2 separate regions of the Homo sapiens genome follow, and region 1 is linked to region 2. Evidence: chromatin loops called from intact Hi-C (ENCODE). Cell type or tissue: A673. All regions are shown on one strand. Links, peaks and the distances in the headings refer to the core of each region. The heading gives the core; the rest is flanking DNA.

What was found. Peaks named below come from ENCODE experiments on the same cell type or tissue, not always from the same donor. Only the 100,000 strongest peaks of a DNase experiment are listed, where the experiment ranks them.
Region 1: a loop joins it to region 2, with 4 times the contacts of the local background. A loop is called at or near these places in 4 of 110 quality-filtered maps.

The regions. Positions count from the first base shown.
Region 1 is chr1:50,076,295-50,086,852 of GRCh38, reverse strand. It overlaps a transcript of ELAVL4 not described here. Among named protein-coding and RNA genes, the nearest start is that of ELAVL4, 27 kb to the left of the region's middle. In A673, for the core only: CTCF peaks have their summits at 5,511 and 5,716 (motif pointing right); no DNase peak of the experiment used is centred there.
Region 2 is chr1:48,910,311-48,920,868 of GRCh38, reverse strand. All of the region lies in intron 5 of AGBL4 (AGBL carboxypeptidase 4), which reads left to right. Among named protein-coding and RNA genes, the nearest start is that of BEND5, 140 kb to the right of the region's middle. In A673, for the core only: a CTCF peak has its summit at 4,156 (motif pointing left); DNase peaks (open chromatin) are centred at 4,138 and 4,528; H3K27ac peaks cover 802 bases.

The DNA.
Region 1 (10,558 bases), core at 1,239-9,238, 1.2 Mb before region 2:
TATTCCTTCCAGAATATAATACACAACCACCCCTCTCTGAAAAGCAAACAACAAAGAACACTAGCTCCAATCCAATTATCTGGGGGTGGAGGGTGCGGGGTGTGGAGGGTGCACCACTCCCAGGGTGGTAGGAGGCAAGGGTTGGAAAGCTCATAGCAAGAAGAGCTCTGAAAATATATCTCTTATATAGAATGCATGCTTCTGGGTTTAAAACATTAATTCCATTGCAGAGAGTCACTGAACAATTTCCCAAGGATTCCCAAGATCTCTTAAGCCATAAAAAGCATCCTTATTATATTAGTATGCTAAAGGGTTCCTCCGCATACTATTCCAGGAGGCAGAGCAGAGAGAGTATATATATATATATATATATATAAAAGCTGAATGGTTCCAAGGAACTAAACAAAGAAATACCTTTAAATCTTATCTAGTTATACCTTATTTTGAAATCTATTTTTTTCAAAGCCAAACTAGAAAAATTTCCCAATTTCAAGGAAAATGCTGTGGAACCAGGTATTTACATTTCATACAATTTCAACATTCCTTTATACAAGTAGAAAGGACCTTCTAAGCAAGACATGCTTATCAAACCATAAAATAACTAGGAAAAAAAAGTAACCCATTAGCCAATCTTGGACTCTTATAAGCTTAAAAGCAATTAACAAGGAAAAATATTGACGGAATGGCCTACATGTACATTTAAAACTTCAGGAAGTCTAAAACAGAAAAAGTTTCAGGGAAGACAAGCTGGAAAAATATTTACCAAAGATACAAAAAAAAAGATCACTGCTTTTACTACTTAAAGCACTCACATAAATGTATTACAAAACACAATACAGACTCAGACAAAACACATGAACAGTTACCCCAAATAGGACTTACAACTGGTGAACAAACATGTGGGAAAACATCTACCCTCACAACTAGTTTTAAAACTCATACATGAAAATAATGCTAAGGGGATATCTCTGCATCTATCTCCCCCTTCGCTGCCTCCCTAAGAAGGAGGCTTGCAGCTGTAAATACAGTCAGGTTCAAGAGCTTTATATTGGGTTAAAGTCTCAGAGGATAAAGTATTTACTATGCCATGCATTAAATATGATGAATTTTTAAAGCGATTGCTAATTAGATATCTGAATAAAAATGGTACCTCATCTGTCAAGGAGATAATATTGAAATGGCATTTGGACAGGTCTATGCCAGCAATGACAACGCAAATATGCTTTCTTTGCTCTGAATAGGTCCTTCCTTACTATTTGGATATAGATTTAGAGGAAAAGGAGCAAGGGGCAACTGTATTTTTAGACAATGGCTACCTCTAGGCCTAGCAAAATAAAGTTTTCAGAAGATCCTGCCCAGATTATGAAGGCTGAAAATAGAGCCAATCTGGGCACCTCTACTTGCCGCTCTTCTCTAGAACCCTTGGCCACAAGCCATCCTCCTACCTTGGCCTCCCAAAGTGCTGTGATTATAGGTGTACGCCATGGCACTGGCTACTGCTGTTCTCTGTATTACATTCTCTGTGTGACCTCAAAGGAAAAGGAGTCCAGGAAAGGATGTGTGTGTTCTTGGAACTCTGGCCAAATGTCAACTTTATATATCATCTCTTTAGCAAATGAAATTTACTGAGCACCTACAGTGTGCAGGCATGGTTTAAGTCACCTATCAAAATAGCTAAGACTTTAAAAACTGATGATGCTGGCAAGGATGCAGTGAAACTGGCACCCCCACACAGTGCTTATAGTTGTATACACTTTGGGATGCTGGGATGAAATTTTTGCAGTAATGTGAAGCAAGAGCCCTCAAAATGTTCCTACACTTTGATCTAGTTTGAACTTCTATGAAACTATCATAATGATAGAGAAAGTGTTTTATATAGAAAAATGTTCAATGCAGCATCATGTATAAGCCCATGTTAGGCCCAGACCTATAAAGGTGAAGGTGATACAATAACACAATAAAAAGGCAAATAAAATGAACTAATGGTAAGTTATAAGAAGTGCTATGAAGGAAATCCACCAAGTGCTAAGAAAGAAAACAGGACCTATGTGAGATAAGACTTTCAGGGAAAACCTATATATTGAAGCTGACACCTACCTAAAGGATGAGAAAAAACTAACCAATGAGCCATTAAGATCTAAGACAAGAGTGTTTGAGGCAGAGGAAATGGCCAGTGCAAAGGTCCCAAGGCAAGAACATTCTTGACTTGTTCCACGAACAGAAAAAAGGCCAATGTGACTGGAGTGTGGCATACAAGACAGAAGGGGGCAGGTATGAGATGAAGGCAGGGAGGGAGGCAGAGCCATATTATATAAGGAAAATGCTTATACCATTATGTGAAGGGTAAATGGGAGGGTCAAAACTGTGTTCACAGTATGATCTCAGCCATGAAAAAATATGCATAAAAAAAGACTTGGAGGAAACAATCTAGAATGTTAACAGTGGTTATGTGGGACAGTATAGGCTTTGGAACTAGGGGAAAACAGAATGTTGTAAACTAAGCAGGACAATTATTTAACCTTTCTAAGCTTAGTTACCAAATCTATAAAATTAGAATTATGTCACCTACCCTACAACAGAGTTGACACATGGTAAACATGCCTTATTTAAAGAACTTTAAAAAAATTACTACTATAATTACTCTTGGGTAAGAAGATCATGGATGATTTATCATCTTTATACTGTTTTATATGTTCCTAATTGTTAACACTGAACATGTGCTTCTTTCATAATCAGAAAAACACAAACTTGATTTTTAAAAATGTCCTGATGGCTAAAGAAAAATTAATTACGCTGTGTTAAGTCAAATGCCTTTCCACTGCAACAAATGTATTTCCATTGGCCTACTAGGCATTCAAGGCAGCTCTCAACAATGAGGGGAATGCAACATTTATGAGGGACCTTTTAACAATAAAGACTCAGCTATGCAAAATGCAGAAACTCACAATTAACTTGAAATACCAAACAAGTAGTTATTGACCTTTCAGGAGTGTCAACAATGCCACAGGTTCTTTACAAAATGCAAAATTAAGATACGTGGCTGCCCAGTGTGGTCCTAAAACAATCTTCAGAAACTTCTAAAAATTCACAGTAAGCATTCTTTTCCTTTCTATTTCAATACTGATTTTCAGATTTCTCAGAAAGTGGGAAAATAGCAGCTGTGCCCTGGAGAAATGCTTGATTTGCTAACTTACTTTTTTGAATATGGAGTTTTCTCCCCAAATTTTATGTTTAATGACAACAAAACTAACTAGTAGACCCAGAGAAGGCTGATGACCATTGGTATCCACCTGCAGGTAGTTAGATACATGCTCATCCAGTGAGAGAGGAAGGAGCTTTGAAGTCAGACATACCTGATTCAAGTTATAGTTCAACCTTAAAGACTCTAGATGACTTACATAGTACATAACCTCTTTAAGCTTCCAATTTCCTCACCTGTGAACTACTTTGATGAATTAGTAATAATGTACCTAAAAAGTCTTATAGAATGCCTGGTATCTGGCAGGTGTTCAAGAAATGGCAGTTGGGGGAGGCTGAGTTGGGAGGATCACTTGACATTGGGGGTTTGAGACAAGCCAGGACAACAAACCAATACCCAGTGTCTCAAAAAATAAAAAAAATAAAAAATATTAGTCAGGTAAAGTGTTGTGTGCTTGTATTCCCAGCTACTCAGGAGGATTACGTGGGAAGATCACTTGAGCCCAGGAGTTTGAGGCTACAGGGCATTATGATCATGCCAATGCACTCCAGCCTGAGTGAGAGTGAGACTCCATATCTTAAAAAAATGGCTGTTGGTATTATTCTCTAGGAGAGCTAAACTTCCTGGCCAATGCTTTTTCATCTTTCCCTATCAAAAAGGTCAAAATCCCAGGGTAATCCCCATTCTGAAAGGCTGGCTTTTCTGAAGTTCACATTGGTTCACTGGGTACAAGGCACAATGAAGGTTGGTTTGTAAATACAGGTGGGTAGGTACATAGGTACATAGTTAGGCAGACAGGTAGGTAGCTACAGAGAAAAGGAGGGAAGGAGGAAAGGAGACAGGAAAGAAAGTCTGTTCCATAGTTATAGATCAAATGCCTAATTCTTACTAGCAATCTCATGTATGGAAATGAAGACCATGTCTTTCAAGCCAAAAATCAAGGCATAAGTTCTAAAAAGAGTGCTCTAATGGAGACAATAGATGAGAATAGGTAAAATCATGACTTCTATAAAAAGTTGTCCTAGTCCAACTTACAGAATAGGAGAAAATTTTTGCAATCTATCCATCTGACAAAGGGCTAATACCCAGAATCTACAAAGAACTTAAACAAATTTACAAGAAAAAAACAAACAACCCCATTAAAAAGTGGGCAAAGGATATGAACAGACACTTCTCAAAAGAAGACATTTATGTGGCCAACAAACATATGAAAAAAGGCATCACTGGTCATTAGAGAAATACAAATCAAAACCACAATGAAATACCATCTCATGCCAGTTAGAATGGCGATCTTTAAAAAGTCAGGAAATAACAGATGCTGGAGAGGATGTGGAGAAATAGGAATGCTTTTACACTGATGGTAGGAGTGTAAATTAGTTCAACCACTGTGGAAGACAGTGTGGCAATTCCTCAAGGATCTGGAACCAGAAATACCATTTGACCCAGCAATCCCATTACTGGGTTTATATCCAAAGGATTATAAATCATTCCACTATAAAGACACATGCACATGTATGTTTATTGTGGCACTGTTCACAATAGTAAAGACTTGGAACCAACCCAAATGCCCATCAATGATAGACTGGATAAAGAAAATGTGGCACATATACACCATGGAATACTATGCAGTCATAAAAATGGACGAGTTCATGTCCTTTGCAGGGACATGAATGAAGCTGGAAGCCATCAGTCTCAGCAAACTAACACAGGAACAGAAAACCAAACACTGCATGTTCTCACTCATAAATGGGAGTTGAACAATGAGAACACATGGACACAGGGAGGGGAACATCACACACCAGGGCCTGTCAGGGGGTGGGGGTACTAGGGGAGGGGTAGCTTTAGGAGAAATACCTAATGTAGATGACGGGTTGATGGGTGCAGCAAACCACCATAGCACGTGTATACCTATGTAACAAACCTGCACATTCTGCACATGTATCCCAGAACTTAAAGTATAACAATAAAAAATTTTCAAAATAAAATAAGAAAGTTGCCCCAGTTGTAGAAAAGCATGTAAATGACTCTATAAAACCCATCCCCACTGCAAGATTCAAAAGGGCTACATCCATTAGCATCACCCTGGTGTGCTTATTAAAGGCAGATTCCTGGGCTCTAGCCCAGACACACTGAATCAGAATCTGGATGAATGGCTCAGAAATCAGCATTTTAACATAGGTCAGCAGATGATTCTTAGGCATGGCATGAGCCTAGGGGAAATGGAACTTAAAGTGCTAGTGAAAGCTAGTGTGCATCTAGCACTTCATCCACCAGAGACCGCTCTTAATCACATGTGGCCTGTCTCCATGTGCTGTTCATAACCTTCACTCTGGGTATTCTGTATTCTTGAAGAACCATCTGATTTACCAGAGACAAACTGAATTCAGTTTGGGGCATGCCTTGCCACATTCAAATTTTAAAAATATGTAATTATATGCATATGGCAGCTTGACTAACCAGTACAACAGACAGTACAGAAAACTGCTCTCTCAATTAAGGTTTATGATGATTTTATGGACTTGCCATCTTTGGGCTATTTTGGCACCTCCACAAGAGGGCAGTCAGGGGAAAGTTTTCCTTTTGTCAGAAAGCCTACCTTTAGAAGCTCTTCTAATCCTTGAATCAAAAGATTCTGGTTCTTCTTAAAGCCAAGAACAAAATGAAATATCAGATATATTAAGTCACACTTTTAGAGATACATATAACCGAGTATCGACTCTGCAAGATGAAAGTTTTAAGTACAAAGGCTTTGCATATAACTTCTCCCATTCTCTCTCTACCCTGATCTTCTCACCCCTCCAACTAGTCCACGAATTTATTTCCTTCCATCCTGCAGCTCACTGTCTTGGAGGAAAGGCAGCACAGAACAGCAAGTGTCATTGTGGGGAAGCCAGGGAAGGCTGTCCAGTGGAGGTAACATCTGAACTGAGACCTGAAGGATGCATAAGCAATGAGAAAGCTTTCTGCAGAAAGGAAACGACATGCCCAAAGACACAGCAGCATAAAAATTCTGGCATATTTAGGGAACATAAGAGCTTTGCTAAGACTTTAGATTTTCTGATGGAGATGTCAGGGAGCTACAGAAGATATTTCATCAGGGAAATGACACAATGAGATTTGTGAGTTAGAAATATATACACATATATATTTGAGAGAAATCAAATGATGATGGAATTCAGAGAATGATTGCCTGACCACATCAGTATGTGTGTGAGTGTGTGTGTGTGTGTGTGTGTGAAATCAACAACATATTACACCTTTGAACTCCCATACACAGTTCTTTTCTATAAGCAGCTAGTCCCTGGAATTGACTCATAGTTGCTCAATATTCTTGATCTTTAGAACATTCATTTTTCCTGTTGTCAGCTTCTGCTAAGATATTCTGACGTCTGAGCCTTACAAGCCTATCCAGGATCAGTACAAAGTTGGGAATGCTAGTGCCAGTACTGATTTACATTTAGTTAACTTCATTGATGGGAATTGTTAATGTTAGCAATGTTTAAAGACCGCACTTAAACTTTCTCTGAGACTGTATGGAATATAAAGTCTGAAGATAGATAGACAGTCAAGAAAGTGCTTCCAGCTGTTCTAACCATCCCAGATTAAGGTCAGAGTTCAGAACAGTCATTTCAGTGGAAAGGAAATCAAATCAAACCAACCCTAGAGGTTTTAAAATAGGATGGCATACGCACGTTTAAGATGAGCTTAATAACAAAAGAGAGAGGGAGAAGGGTGTCTTTGGGAAGTGAGAAGAATAAAACAAGGGTGTATACTAACTGCATGAGTTTTATTGAGAAGCTGCTCTAAAAACACAGAATCAACTCAGTTGAAGAAGTATTTACCCAGCCCCAGTAATATTACTTTTAACATTAACAACAACTAAAACCTTAAGTTTAACACCTTACAGTATGCTTTTACATGTATCAACCTTCCTGTGAAGTTGTTACTTGAGTAACTGGGTTAACCAACTTGGTTTCTTGGGTTACTGGGAGGCTGTGATGCCTTCCAAGTCCTCCTCTGAAACAGAATAACTTTAGTTTAGACAACCCTCAACTGTCAACTCTCTTTGAAACTGCCTTGACTGAGAGAATTGTCTTTCCCAAGGTCATGCCCCCTTCTTGAGGTGTCCACATCCAGTGAGTGATCAACATAGGGTATAAAGACCTGACACCCTCACCCTGACTCAGGACTATTTTGAAAGGCTATCTTAGCTTCAGAGCTTCTCATGGAAGGGGCTGAGGCCTTCATTAAAAATGTACTGTAACCTCTCTTCTCCCTTTGCCTGATCCTGCTTCCTTCCCTTCTCTTCCCCTGTGATGATCCCAAGAACGCTCCCTAATAAATCTCCTACATGCTAGTCTACATCAGAATCTACTTCCTGGGGAATACAACTTGTGACAGTTATTATCCCAGTTTTAAAGATGGAGAGCTAGGTGTAGTGGCACACACCTGTAGCTCTGGCTACTTGGGAGGCTGAGGCAGGAGGATCTCTTGGGCCCAGGAGTTCGAGACCAGTCTGGGCAACAAAGCAAGACCCCATCTAAAAAATAATAATAAATAATTACAAATTAAAAGTTGCAGAAACTGAACATCTTAGATGGCAAATGAATCACCCAGACTTCATCACTTGATGAGAGATGGATAATAACTAGAACTCAGATCCAGCAGATGGTATTTAATGGATGGTACTCAATGGAAACTCAAACAGGTAGGAGATGGAAAAATGAATATGGGTCTAACCCTTCTGAGCTCACAATGGAAGGAGCATCACAAACATAAACAGCCATAACCTGCATGGCCACCAACAGACGCACATGTGATAGGCACGGGAATGGAGAAGAGAGGGTGGTGTCAGCAGGATGTGGGATTTGCACAGGGAGAGCACAGAAGACATTCCAGGGAGACTGCAAGCACCACAGGCACCTTTCCTCTTTCACTTGCTCTACCTCTGCCACAGATCAGTGAGAGATCGTATCCTCAAAGGGGTTAGAGATGACAGACAGTAGGACGAACTGAATGTTCCAGTTCCACTCACCTAGGAACCTTGAGACCATCCAAATAGCCCTACTGGCTTTGGAGTCAGACCTCTGTTCCCTTTGTTCAGTCCCAGTTTCCCCTGGTACTGACTACCTTGTAAGTGAGCTTCGAATTTGACATCTGTAAAATGGGCCACTCTGCTAGCACAATTGTTAAGGGAAGTACTTGTGAAACACTCATTACAGTTTGGCAGACGGCAACCTGAGGGTAAAAAAAAAATGAGTTTTAGGTGGCCCAAGTAGTGTTTTGGAAATTCCTGGATTTTAATGCCTTCAAGTTAAGAGGACACTCCCTAGTTCTCCACTCACTTCCCCCACTCCATATTGACCTATTATTTATCGCTTCACACACTGATATTACCTGACTGGTGCCTGAAGGCATGAGAGTTTGCTCTCTGTGTAATCACTGTCGTCATCACCACCACTACTACTGCAATATATTCACATAGATATATAAACACACAAATACTATATACACACACACACACACACACACACACACACACACACAAGGTATATATTTGTATACTAAATGCCAGGCTCTGTCCTAAGCACTTTGCAATTATCCCATTTCAGAGAAGAGGAAACAGGGACAGAGAAGTTAGTAACTTGCTCCCAAGGTCATGTAGGCTAGTGACAGAGCTGGGATTGAAACCATGGAAGTCTGGCTCCAGAGACTGTGCTCCTCTTCACCATGTCTTAATGCAGGGAATCTGTGTGCAGCAACAATTGTAGACATGGACTCTCTAACGGGTAAACAGAGGGATAAAGTTATTGAGAGAATTAAATGAGATAATGCTAGTAAGACCAAATAATAATTGGGATATGGGAAGCACTGGATAAAATTAAGCTATTATCATTAAAGTAACCTTTTCTCTTTGAATCAATAGTGATACTTCCTTTCATGTGTACAGTATTTTAAAACTTAACAGCATTTCACAGCAAGCAGGGTAAGTATGATAGTTAATTTATGTATCAACTTGACTGGGTCACAGGGTGACCAGATATTTGGTCAAATATTATTTAGATATGTCTGTGAGGTGTTTTAAATGAGATTAACATTTGGCTCAGTAGACTGAATAAAGTCATTTGCCCTCCCTAGACGGAAAAAAGTCATTTGCCCTCCCTAATTTGGGTGGGCCTCATCCAATCAGTTGAAGGCCTGAATAGAACAAAATGGCCAACCCTCCCTCAAGTAAGAGGGAACTCCTCCTGCCTGACTGTCTTAAGGTGAGACTTCAATTCTTTCCTGCTATTGAACACAGACTGAAACATTGGCTCTTTCCAGGCTTAAGCCTGCCAGCATCTGTACTAAAACTATACCATCAATTGTCTTGGGTCTCCATCTTGCTGACTACAGATTTTGGGATTTGTGACCCTCTGCAATCATGTGAGCCAATTCCCTATATGTCTCCCCTACACCTAATACATATACACATGTATCTACTTATATACATGTATCTAACATGGGATAGAACTGGGTCTGGGAGGTGAATCTGGAGGCTTTAGTCTTCTTTAGGAAAGAGGATAAGCTGTGCAGTATAGGGTCATGTATCTAACATATATGTATGAGAGAGAGAGAGAGAGAGAGAGAAACATCCCATTTACTTTGTTTCTCTGGAGATTTTTGACAAATATAATAGGAAGTACCCTTAGCTTTCCCCTCTCACAGATGAAGAGCTGAGGCTTAGAGAAGTTGAGTGACTTGCACAGGTTACAACTCATCTCCTTGTCTTTCATCACCAGGACTTTCTAAGTCCTGCTGATTGTACTTTAATTCACTCAATAAATGCTTATCAAGCAACTATTATGGTTCAGGCATTATACCCCTAAATAATCGTCAAATATTTCCCCTCCCCCTCTCTCTTTCTTCCCATTCTCCCTGGCCTTACAGAACACAGCTTATCCTCTTTCTTGCATAGGACTAAAGGCTCCAGACTCACTTCCCAGGCCCAGGTCTATCTCATGTCAGACATTTCCTTACACATTTTTGCCTCCAGGACCCTTGGAATATGCAAGCCTGCTCACACTACAGTAGTTCCCTCTTCTCCACTGGGTATATGTTCCAACACCTTCAGTGGATGCCTGAAACTGAGATAGTACCTAACACAATATATACTATGGTGTTTTTGTATACATACATACATACATACCTATGATAACATTTAATTTATGAAGTAAGCACAGTAAGAGATCAACAATAATAACTAATAATAAAATAGAACAACTATAACAGTATATTGTAATAAAAGTTATGTAAGCGTGATCTCTTTCTCTCTCTCAAAATATCTTACTGTATGTAGCATTTTTGACGAAGGTTGGG
Region 2 (10,558 bases), core at 1,116-9,115:
TTCAGCCAGTTCTGTTGCCACTACCACAGTCAGCATGGTATTCTCAGCAAATTGTCTCTTCCCTCCCTATCCAGCCTGAGTGTCTTAGTCAGTTGGCCTATCTCTAGGAGACTTGGAGGGATAGTTTCCAACATGCGGAAGCACAGGCAGCTGGGTACACCTCAAACAGCAAGGTGTTTGAAGTCAGGCAGGTCTACGTGACCTTAGCGACCTTAAGCAAGGCACTCAGCCTTTCTGAACATTGATTTTCTTGTCCATGAAGTGGCAGTAATTATTCTTACCTCATAGGGTTGTTTTTAAGATCATGTATGTAAATATCACACCTGAAGGTGCTTTATAAACTATAAAGCTGCATATGAAGGTGAATCACTATCATCATCATTATAATTCCAAGGTATGGATAGGAGCGTAAACTCCCCTTATATTTATCTCTAGAATCTGCCTGAGGAAGTAGGCTTTCAGATGTAGCAGAGAAGGCCTAAGATCAAGTAGCCATTGGCCTGACAATCTTTCTAGAATTGTAGCAAAAATTAGAGAATGAAATCCTGGGAGCTAGGAGGGAATTTATGGATCACTGGTGAAACTACAGTCCCCACTTTTTATCTTGTTACAGATGAGGAAACCAAAGTTCAGTAGGGAAAGGGATGTGGCCAATGTCATACTATAAATTAGTGGCACAGTGAGGAATTTCCTGGCCTGACAGCTGCATGGGAAGTCTACAGGCAATCTTTATGATTGCATAGGGTGACAGAACAATGGTATTCACCTACCAGAGCCAATCTATCTTCAGCCAAGAGTCTGCCCCTTCTTTTTTACCACTGGGCTCATATCATCATACAGGCAATGGCTTCTTCCCATACCCCATCCTTTTTCTAGCAAACAAAAGTTTTTTTCTGGCAGCATGGATTACATATACTGAGCAACACAAGAGAAGAAGGATTTCTTTTTCTCAGAGTTCTTGCAACACTTGTCTTCACTGCTTACCTGACCTTTAATTTTATACAACCCAGTGAGATCCCTTATGTTGTTCTCTTAAGTAACCCAGTGGTTTTTGACTGGAGGTAATTTTGCCCCTTTTTCCTCAAGAAACATTTGGCAATGTCTAGAGACATTTTTGATTGTCAACACTTGAGAGGAGGGGGTGTTACTGGCATCTAGTGGGTAAGAGCCATGCATGCTGCTAAACATCCTACAATGCATAAGACAGCCTCCCATAGTGAGGAGTTACCCGATCCACATTGTCAGTACTGCTGGTGTTGAGAAACCCTGATCTAACCCATTTGTAGGTGTCTGACTTTCTTTCTTTGACCTGTGCATTGGTGGTCTGTGAGCTCTTTGTAGACTTGAATGATGTGTTGCTGGTGATTCCCTTAATAGATTCAACATAGTAGAATCTCAGTTAATATTGCTTGGATGGGGAATAAATTCAGAGTGCATAAATCAGGCAATGTGTATATGAGAAAGAGCACTGGACTATGGACCAGGAGACCAAGTTTGGTCAAAGCTTCACCAGCAGCAGGTAAATGTAAGACCTGAAATAGATTAGTGATTTTCAAATTGTGGTCCATGGAGCCTTAACAACATCCCAGCCAACTGCATCTATTTTATGCTATGGGCTTTGAATGTAATTTTTTCTGTACAGAGAGTTCCATAGCTTAAAGAATTTGTAAACCACTGAGATAGTTCATCCCTACAGACACTTTTAGACCAAAATCCCTCTGAAGACTTCTTAGAAAAGAACAAATATAAAGCTCCTATTTTAAAATAGGCTCAAAGAATGCCTCTGTGACTACAGTTTATTTTCTCCAGACTTGGAGTGAGTCCAGTGGCCTACCTGGCTTCCTTCTATTATGGAGACTGCTCAGCTCCTTGATCTTTTTGTACATGTGCAGCAAACAGCAGGTCTGCCTTCAGAGATCTGAATATTCAGAGAAGGGGACTTGGGGAGATACCTGACCCAGAACCCAACCCTAGGCAGCTTTTCCTGGCCACTCAAGAGAGATGCAGAGAGGTACCTCAAGTCCACAATGAGTCACTATGAAATTGGTATACAGCTGTGCTGACGCCCAGGTGAGGGCTCCTAGCAACTGTCTTAGTCCAGGCTACTATGGAAGTACCATAGACTGGGTGACATCTAAACAACAATTTCTCACAGTTCTGGGGGCTGAAAGTCCAAGATCACAATGCCAGCATGGTCAGGTTTCGGTGAGAGGCCTATTCCAGGTCACAGACTGCCATCTTCTTGTTGTATCCCAACATGGCTAGCTAGCTCTCTGGGGTCCCTTTATAAGGGCACTAATCCCACTTGTGAGTGCTCTACCCTGATGACCTAATTACCTCCCAAAGGCCCTGCTTCATAATGCCATCACATTGGAGGTTAGGATTTCAACATAAATTTCGGAGGAACACAAACATTCAGCCCATTGCAGCAACACACCAGGCTGCCTCTTTGGAGGGCAGTTGTTTCCGTCATCTGTGACACTTGGTCCACAAAGCAGAAAGGTCACTGACATCATCCTATCAAATCTCAACATTGTCATAGGAGAATGAGTAAAAACAAACACACACAAACAAACGAATGAACAAACAAATAAAGGAACAAGGCATTCCTAGCTTTCATATGAAGGAACTGGATCTCCCTAGGAGCTGGGGGATAATGAGGCCCCCACCCCTGCAGTGGACCTGCTTAACTCTAGGCTTGTCAGCACGACCAGCAATCCAATAAGGCAGTGCCCCGGCTGCGCCATTAGCTCATTAGGTGGAGGTGAGTGTCCGCATTGATCTGTTTATCTCCCAGGCCTGGCTGCTGGAGAAAGGCCAGCTGTTTCCCTGAGAGCTGCCTTTACCCTTGACTCATCACGGAGCATCAGGGGAGTCTGCTCCTTTGTCCCTTTCAACCTCAAGGTCACTGGAGTGCAAAGCAGAAGCTGGGCCACAGTGGTGCTTCCTGAGAGCTTCAGTCACTGCCTCTCTTCCTCTATCCTTTTAATCATCCCCTGGAGGTGATCCCTATAAAAATGATGAATATAGTAGGAAGTACCTGGGTTTGCAAGTGGACAAATCTGTTTCAACCAGGTTTTGCTACTTGTGTACTAGCTGTATGACCTTAGGGAAGTCATTTCACCTCTCTGAGCCCCAATTTTTTCATATACAAAACAAAGCTAACAGCATCTATATCAAAATATCATTATGAACATTTGTTGATATAAATCTGTGAGAGGACAGGCACAATGTCAGTTTGAGGCACTTAAGAAGTACCAGCAAATCTTTCTTGACCTGCCAGTTTTGAGACAGTGTTCTTTTAGGCAAAAGGATTGTGGCATATCTGTCAAGATTTGTTCATGGGAGTTTTGTGAGATTTATGTGAAAATATCTGGGATAGTACAGCTGCTAGGTAAATGATGTATTCATAGAGGGCTCATTAAGGATAAATATTATCAAAAATGTGTGATTTTTTTTTCTACCTCCAGCTTAGCTGGTTAAACATTTCAACCAGCCTACACATCTATTGTCTCATAGGTAGCATCTTGGTCTTGAAAACTAAATTGCCTAACGAAGTACAAATTAATTTTATTTAATTATTTTAAAAGTAGGAATTATTTTTAAATAAATGTATTTTATAAATAATAATTTTAAATAAATTAATCCTTTAAAAAATAGTTCATTAAAACATCAAATATGTGACCTCTTGGTCAGCAATAAGAACAGGTCCTGGATTATACTGGGTAATATTGGCAAAATACGTTTTCCCAAACTACTAGAACTACATATTTTCTACTTGATTGCATCTCCCCAAAATGACTAATATCCCTCTCTTCATCTCCTAACATTTTCCTTCTTTTTCTGCTACTGCTGAATTCTTAATGTAATTTCATATTTTAAATATAAACATTCATTATAGAAAATTTATACAAATAGAATTTAAATTTAAATTGCTGCTAATTCTACAAGTCAACATATCAGTCACTGTATTTCTTACCAACCTCTTTTCTTTGCATCTCTGATTATTTCCTTAGAATAGCACTCATTCAATCCTTATCAAAGGCATTGACAATAATTTATTAATCACCCTTAAAGAAAAACGACCCCTTCCCAAGTCCTAGGCTTCATGCTACTTTGCTAGAGTCTGGGATACCCCCTGGTGGAGGTTACAGAACATGACCAAAACCTGTCACAAATGCCCTGATATGGAAATTCAAGATTCTGAGTGCACAGCCTTTGGAATTTGGCATCAGCAAGGCTTGTCTCTCATCAGTCACAGGTTTTTTTGAACAAGGAAACATCAAATGCAAGAAAGGTATCTGTGTGTGTGTGTGTGTGTCACACACACACAAAAAACGGAACTACAGGAAATTTAACTGAAATAAGCAAATTAGAAATATCAAGAAATCTCAGACCTAAAGTTGTTTTCAATCTGAAGCTGTGGAGTAAGCACAGGGCCTGAGTACCCCAGTTGCCCCGCCTCCCTCTCCTCCCTGTGCCTGCAGCATAACAAAGTGAGTAGAGCATGTTTCCTCTGTGGCTAGAGATGTCCTAGATCAGAAATCTGCCCATTAGGACACTAGATGGAGCCAGATGGGAAAGTTTATGCTCTAACTGCAGGGGAACCATTTTCCCTGTACTTTCCTTTTCAGGAACAGTTGCATGATATGGCTGATCTCGCAGAACGTCTATTTCTCTGACATTCTTCTTCAGTCAAGCTGCCTTCAGTCAATCATTCATCAAACATTCACTAAGCCCTTGCCCTGGGCCAGATATCAGGATATATGGCTAAAACAAACACAGTTCCTGTTGTGGAAGAACTTATGGGCCAGTGAGAGAAGCTGCTGATTAACAAACTGATCTTCCTTTACTTTCTTCCACTCTCTCTAGGCTCAAGGCAGCTAGGCCCAACAGCATTGCCTGACCATGCACTATACTTCTGTATCTCCTTGCTTTGTTCTTACATTTTTCTCTTTCAGAGAGAAAAATTTAATTTTTTTTATTTTATTTCTTTTATTTCTTAGTATCTAAATCTTACCCCTATCAGGCCCAATCCAAAGGCTTCCTTCCCTGGGAGACCTTCCCTCTTGTTTCTCACAGAGAAATCCTCTTTGATTCCTTCTATCCTTTAGTACAGCAGTTCACAAACTTGAGTATGCGTCAGAATCACCTGGAGAGCTAGACCCCACTCCCAGTATTTTTAATTCAGTAGATCTGGGATTAGCCTAAGAACTTACGTTTCTAACAAGTTCCCAGGTGATGCTGATTCCGCTGACCAAGGGAACACACTATGAGAACCACGTTTTTTAGTGTTTATTGAGCACTAACAAGTGCCAAGCATTATGCCACATATTGGTGATATCACAGTGACCAAGACAGTCCCTGGGCTCAAAGCTAGCACAGGCTGGAGATGGGAGATATAAACAAATAGGAAAATACTTTTCTGTGCTACAGGAGTGGGGACAATGTTCCAAAAGTACAAATAACTATGTAATTAACTGTCCCTGTATAGTCAAGAAGACCAAAAATTTCCCAAAGACAGTGGCATTTGAGCTGGCCTTGAAGGATGACTAGGACTTCACCAGCAACAGAAAAGGTGAACAGCATGTACCAAGGCATAGTGGTACAAAAAGCCATAGCATGTTCCAAATGCAACAAAAGATTTATGGAGGCTGAAATGTGGGGAGAATGGGTAGTATCTTCAGGAATGTGAGGATTAGAAGAGATGAAGCTGAAGAGGTTAGTACAAAGTCTTGAATGTCATGCTAAAATGTTTCTTTTTCATACTCCAGGTAATAATAAATAACAAATAAGTAAAACAGAAAAATAACACGATAGAGATTTCCTCACGGACGAATCAGTCTGCTTTACAGAGGAATTTGGACTTCCAGTGTAAGACTGATTTAATTGGTTTAGTGTGGGGTCAGATCTTTGATATTTTTTAAATCTTTGCAGGTGATTGTAATGTGCAGCCTGGGTAGAGAAATACTGAGATATATGAAAGTTCTTGGCTCAAAGTCTGACATTTTCTGAGAAACCCTGAACTCTTCCTCTTCCTCTTCCTTATGTGTCAGACAGTGTTGGGCACTACACTTGTCTTGCCTCTGCACTAACCTACTGGGTGAGTGCAGGCAAAGTCTCTCTTTTTAGTGCTTGACTTTCCTCATCTATTTAACAACATCAACTAAAAAACTGGTTAACAGTCCTTCTTCCACCCAACTCACAAGGCTTCTAGGACATGAGAGAATGAACAAAAGAACATTTTATAAACATAGTATTAACTACATGCCTGTGTTATGAAGGAGAACTGCCTTCACATCAGCTTTGGTAAAGTCTCTTCCATATTAAAATAAAACAAAAAATAACTTTCTTAACCCCATGTCCCCTCTAGGTTTGCTGACTTTTCTTTCACAAAGTTATTTAAAAGAATTTACTATATTTGCTACCTCCACTCCCTCATTTCACACTAATTCCTCAATCCTTTACAGATTGGCATCTGCCCCACTCAACTTTACAGAAGCTTCTCTGGTCAAGGTCAGCAAATGCTGTTCTGTTTTTTTAATGACACTGCTGACCATCCTCTTCATCTGGAAACACTATTTTCCATAGGCTACTGTGACATAGCATTCTGCTGAGTGCCCTTCTATCTCCTCCACCACACCCTTCCAGTCAGTTTTGTTAGCAATTCTTATCTAATGTTCAAATCTTAGAATTCTTCAGGGTTCCGTCCTAGGCTGCCTTCTCTTCTCGTTCTCCACAGCCTTCTTGTATGATCTGATCCCCTCTCGTGGCTTCAATTATCATTTCTCTGCAGCAGACACTCAAATCTGTGCTTTGCTACTTTGTTTTTTCTTGAACTCCCAATCTTTCCTCCAACTTCCCACTTGATATCTCCACTGTGATATCTCAGGCACCTGAAATGTGTTTTAAAACAGGACTCATTATCTTTCCCCAGATTCGAAACCAACCCTTCTTCCACGGGTATGAAAATCCCATGACAATCTACTTGGATCCAGAAACCCTTAAGCCAGCAGTCCCCAACCTCTCTGGCACCAGAGACCAGTTTTGTGGAAGACAACTTTTCCACAGACTAGGTCAGGGCGAGGGATGGTTTTGGGATGTTTCAAGCACATTACATTTTTTGTGCACTTTATTTCTATTAATATTACTTTGTAACATGTAATGAAATAAGTATACAACTTACCATAATAATTAGTGGGAGCCCTGAGCTTGTTTTCCTGCAACTAAAACAGTCCCATCTGGGGGTGATGGGAGGCAGTAACAGATCATCAGGCATTAGATTCTCATAAGGAGCCCACAACCTAGATCCTTCACATGTGCAGTTCACAATAGGGTTCACGCTCCTATGAGAATCTAAGGCTGCTGTTGATCTGACAGGAGGTGGAGATCAGATGGTAATGTGAGTGATGAGGAGGGGCTGTAAATACAGATGAAGCTTTGCTCTCTAGCCCGCCGCTCACCTCCTGCTGTGCATCCCAGTTCCTAACAGGACACAGAACTGGGATTTGGGGACTTCTGCCTTAAGCTATCTATGACTCCTCTCACTCCCCCATCCTCAACAGCAACAGGACTCAATCACTCACTTGTATTGATTCTGATCTTCCAAAAATGTCCTTTCCCCCATTACCTCTCCACCACTCTAGTTTAGATGACCATCATGTCACTCCCCTGCTTAAAACCCTCTGGTGACTTCCCATATTCTTTTTAACGTGGCTTCCAAGGTCTTGCATGATCCAGTGTTTCCTACATCTTCAACTCATCTCACTCCTCTCCTCTTTACATTTCTTCCTGTAGTGATATAAAACTTCATAGTTATTTGAATGCATCTTGCTTTCTTTTCCCTCTGGATCTTTCCTTTGTCAGAAATATTTTCCTTGCCCCTTTCACCCTATCCTAGCTGTCTCCTACTTGACCCTCAGAATTAAGTTTATATGCTACTTCCTTTAGGACACTTTCACTGACTCTTATGGTCTGAGTTTATTATCCCTTACGTTTATTCTAATAGACCCCTATTCCTACTCCTTTCATAGGCTGGTCAGGCTGTTTATCTGTCTCCACAACTGTTGTGCCAAGCTCCTAGTAACCTCAATAGGGAAGGCACTAGGTTGAAGAGGCCAAAGAAGAGACCCAAAGCTAGCAAACAAGACATGAGGTTTCATTAGGGGCTTACATACAGGGGAGAGAGCCCAGTGGCTGGACAGGAAACCACCTTATGTACAGAAATGGTGCAATGGCAGTGAGCTGGACCAGATATCTGCCTTGCATACAGTCCATTGGCAGTGGGCTGGACAACATATCCACCTTACATACAGTCCAGTGGCAGCAGGCTGAACAACATCATATCTGCCTTCCTACAGCCCAGTGGCAGTGGTCTGGACAACATAACCCAATGGCAACGTCCTGGGCAGGAAAACCATAACTGCCTGCAAACAGCATTTTTGCTTAACACTCTCCCTCTAGCAATCTTCAACTGGCAACCTTCATTTAACCCCAAACCAACTCCTCAATCCTCTGTATGGCTTGTGCTCAATGGGATGAGCTGGTGGTTCAGATGTTTGTCATAGATAAGCAACAAATCTCCAGGCTGGCCACTCCTGGATTCCCTAGCATGGAACACATATTCAGGTACCGATGCTATACAGGATAAATCTAAGGGTATGCTTACATTGTTGCTGTCAGGTGTGTTTACCCTACAACCACTAAACATGATAGCGAGAACTAGACCATGGTTTTATTATGATTGTTCCCTATATTTTCCGTGGCTAGCATAGTGTCTGGCATATCACAGATGCTCAGTATATGCTCTTTACATGAATGAATGAGTGAATGAGTGAATTAATATTAAATAGAGGGAAATGAGAAATGATCTCTGCCCTCAAGCAGTTCACAGTTTATCGAAATTGTTTATAACAGAAGATGCAATTATAAAAATAATGCAATTATTTATAACAGAAGATGAATAAAATAAGTAGTAACTCAGGGTCCAATATGCTGTAGAACCCTAAGGAAAGGAAAAGGAGAAATTACTTTTAACTGGCAAAATTGGTGAAAATATTTCAAAGAAGGTAGCACTGGAGCCAGCCATTGCTAATAATATGAACTATAATAATTTGGATGACAGTAACTACCATATATGAGTGCTTATAATGTGTTAGGTGTTGGGTTAAATATCTGTCATGCAATCTCCTGTTTATCCTTTCAATAACCTATAAGTTGGTCCTTATGATTTTTTTTTTTTTTTTTTTTGAGACGGAGTTTTGCTCAGTCATCCAGGCTGGAGTGCAGTGGCGTGATCTCAGCTCACTGCAATCTCTGCCTCCCGGGTTCACGCCATTCTCCTGCCTCAGCCTCCAGAGTAGCTGGGACTACAGGCACCCACCACCACGCCTGGCTAATTTTTTGTATTTTTTTTAGTAGAGACGGGGTTTCACCGTGTTAGCCAGGATGGTCTCGATCTCCTGACCTCGTGATCCACCCGCCTCAGCCTCCCAAAGTGCTGGGATTACAGGCATGAGCCACCACGCCCGGCCAGGTCCTTATGATTTCTAATTTATAGACAAGAAGACAGAGAGATGAAGTCTCTTAAACAAGATCACCTGCTAGCTAGTGGAGGAGCTAGGACTCCTCATAAGCAGGAAGTATGTCCTATTCTTCTTTCAGTCCCAGTGCCTAGCACAGGACCTGACATAAAGCAGGAGCTCATCAATACTAAATGAGACAATAAATGGGAGAATAGAATTTTCAGAAGTAAGTTCAAATGAAAGATGAATGAGCTTGATGGGATCAGAAACAGGCTCCATTCTTTTTTAAAGGGTCACACAAAACTGATCAAAAAACCAGTTCTGTCCAGAAACATCCAAGAATCCTATTTGATATTAGCCAACAAAGCCACATGCAGGTCTGTGCTTATTCAGCCTTCACTTTAATAGCCCTGCCTCCTGGAAATAAAATAAGGGAACTCAACTCAATGGCCTAGGAATGTTTTTACTAATGTGGTATAGATTAGCTTTGGTGGTAAAGATTGGAAGGATTATAAATAACCCATGACAGAAAGGAACTGCCATATGGAGAAATCCATTTGGTAAAAATATTAATGACAAGCAGCAATTACGGCCACCTCTTCTACCCTGAATGTCTTTCCCTCGGGGATGCCTCAACACTGAAACCAGTGGTCAGGGGCACCCACGGGCAGTTTACTGAAGGGAAAAGAAAAAAAAGCCTGTCAGAACTGTCATTCTTTCTCTTGCTTCTGTCACCCCATGCCTTGTTTGTGAAGTTCCTAAATTTGGTTGCGAGCTGACTGTTTTGACAGTCTGTCTTAATGAATGTTTTTCTTAAGCTCTTGGGGGGCCTGCATATTTTTCTGCATCTGGGTGATGTGGAAAGACTTTCTTCTTTTAAGGAGCTAAGGAGCATCTCAAAATAACTGTTAGTGAATCTACCACACCAAAAGTCTTCAATGAGAACACCAGCATCCTATTGCCTCAACTAAAAATGGCTTTAAATTATTTTAGGAAGATTATTTTAGAGAGTCCTGATCAATAATAATGTTCAG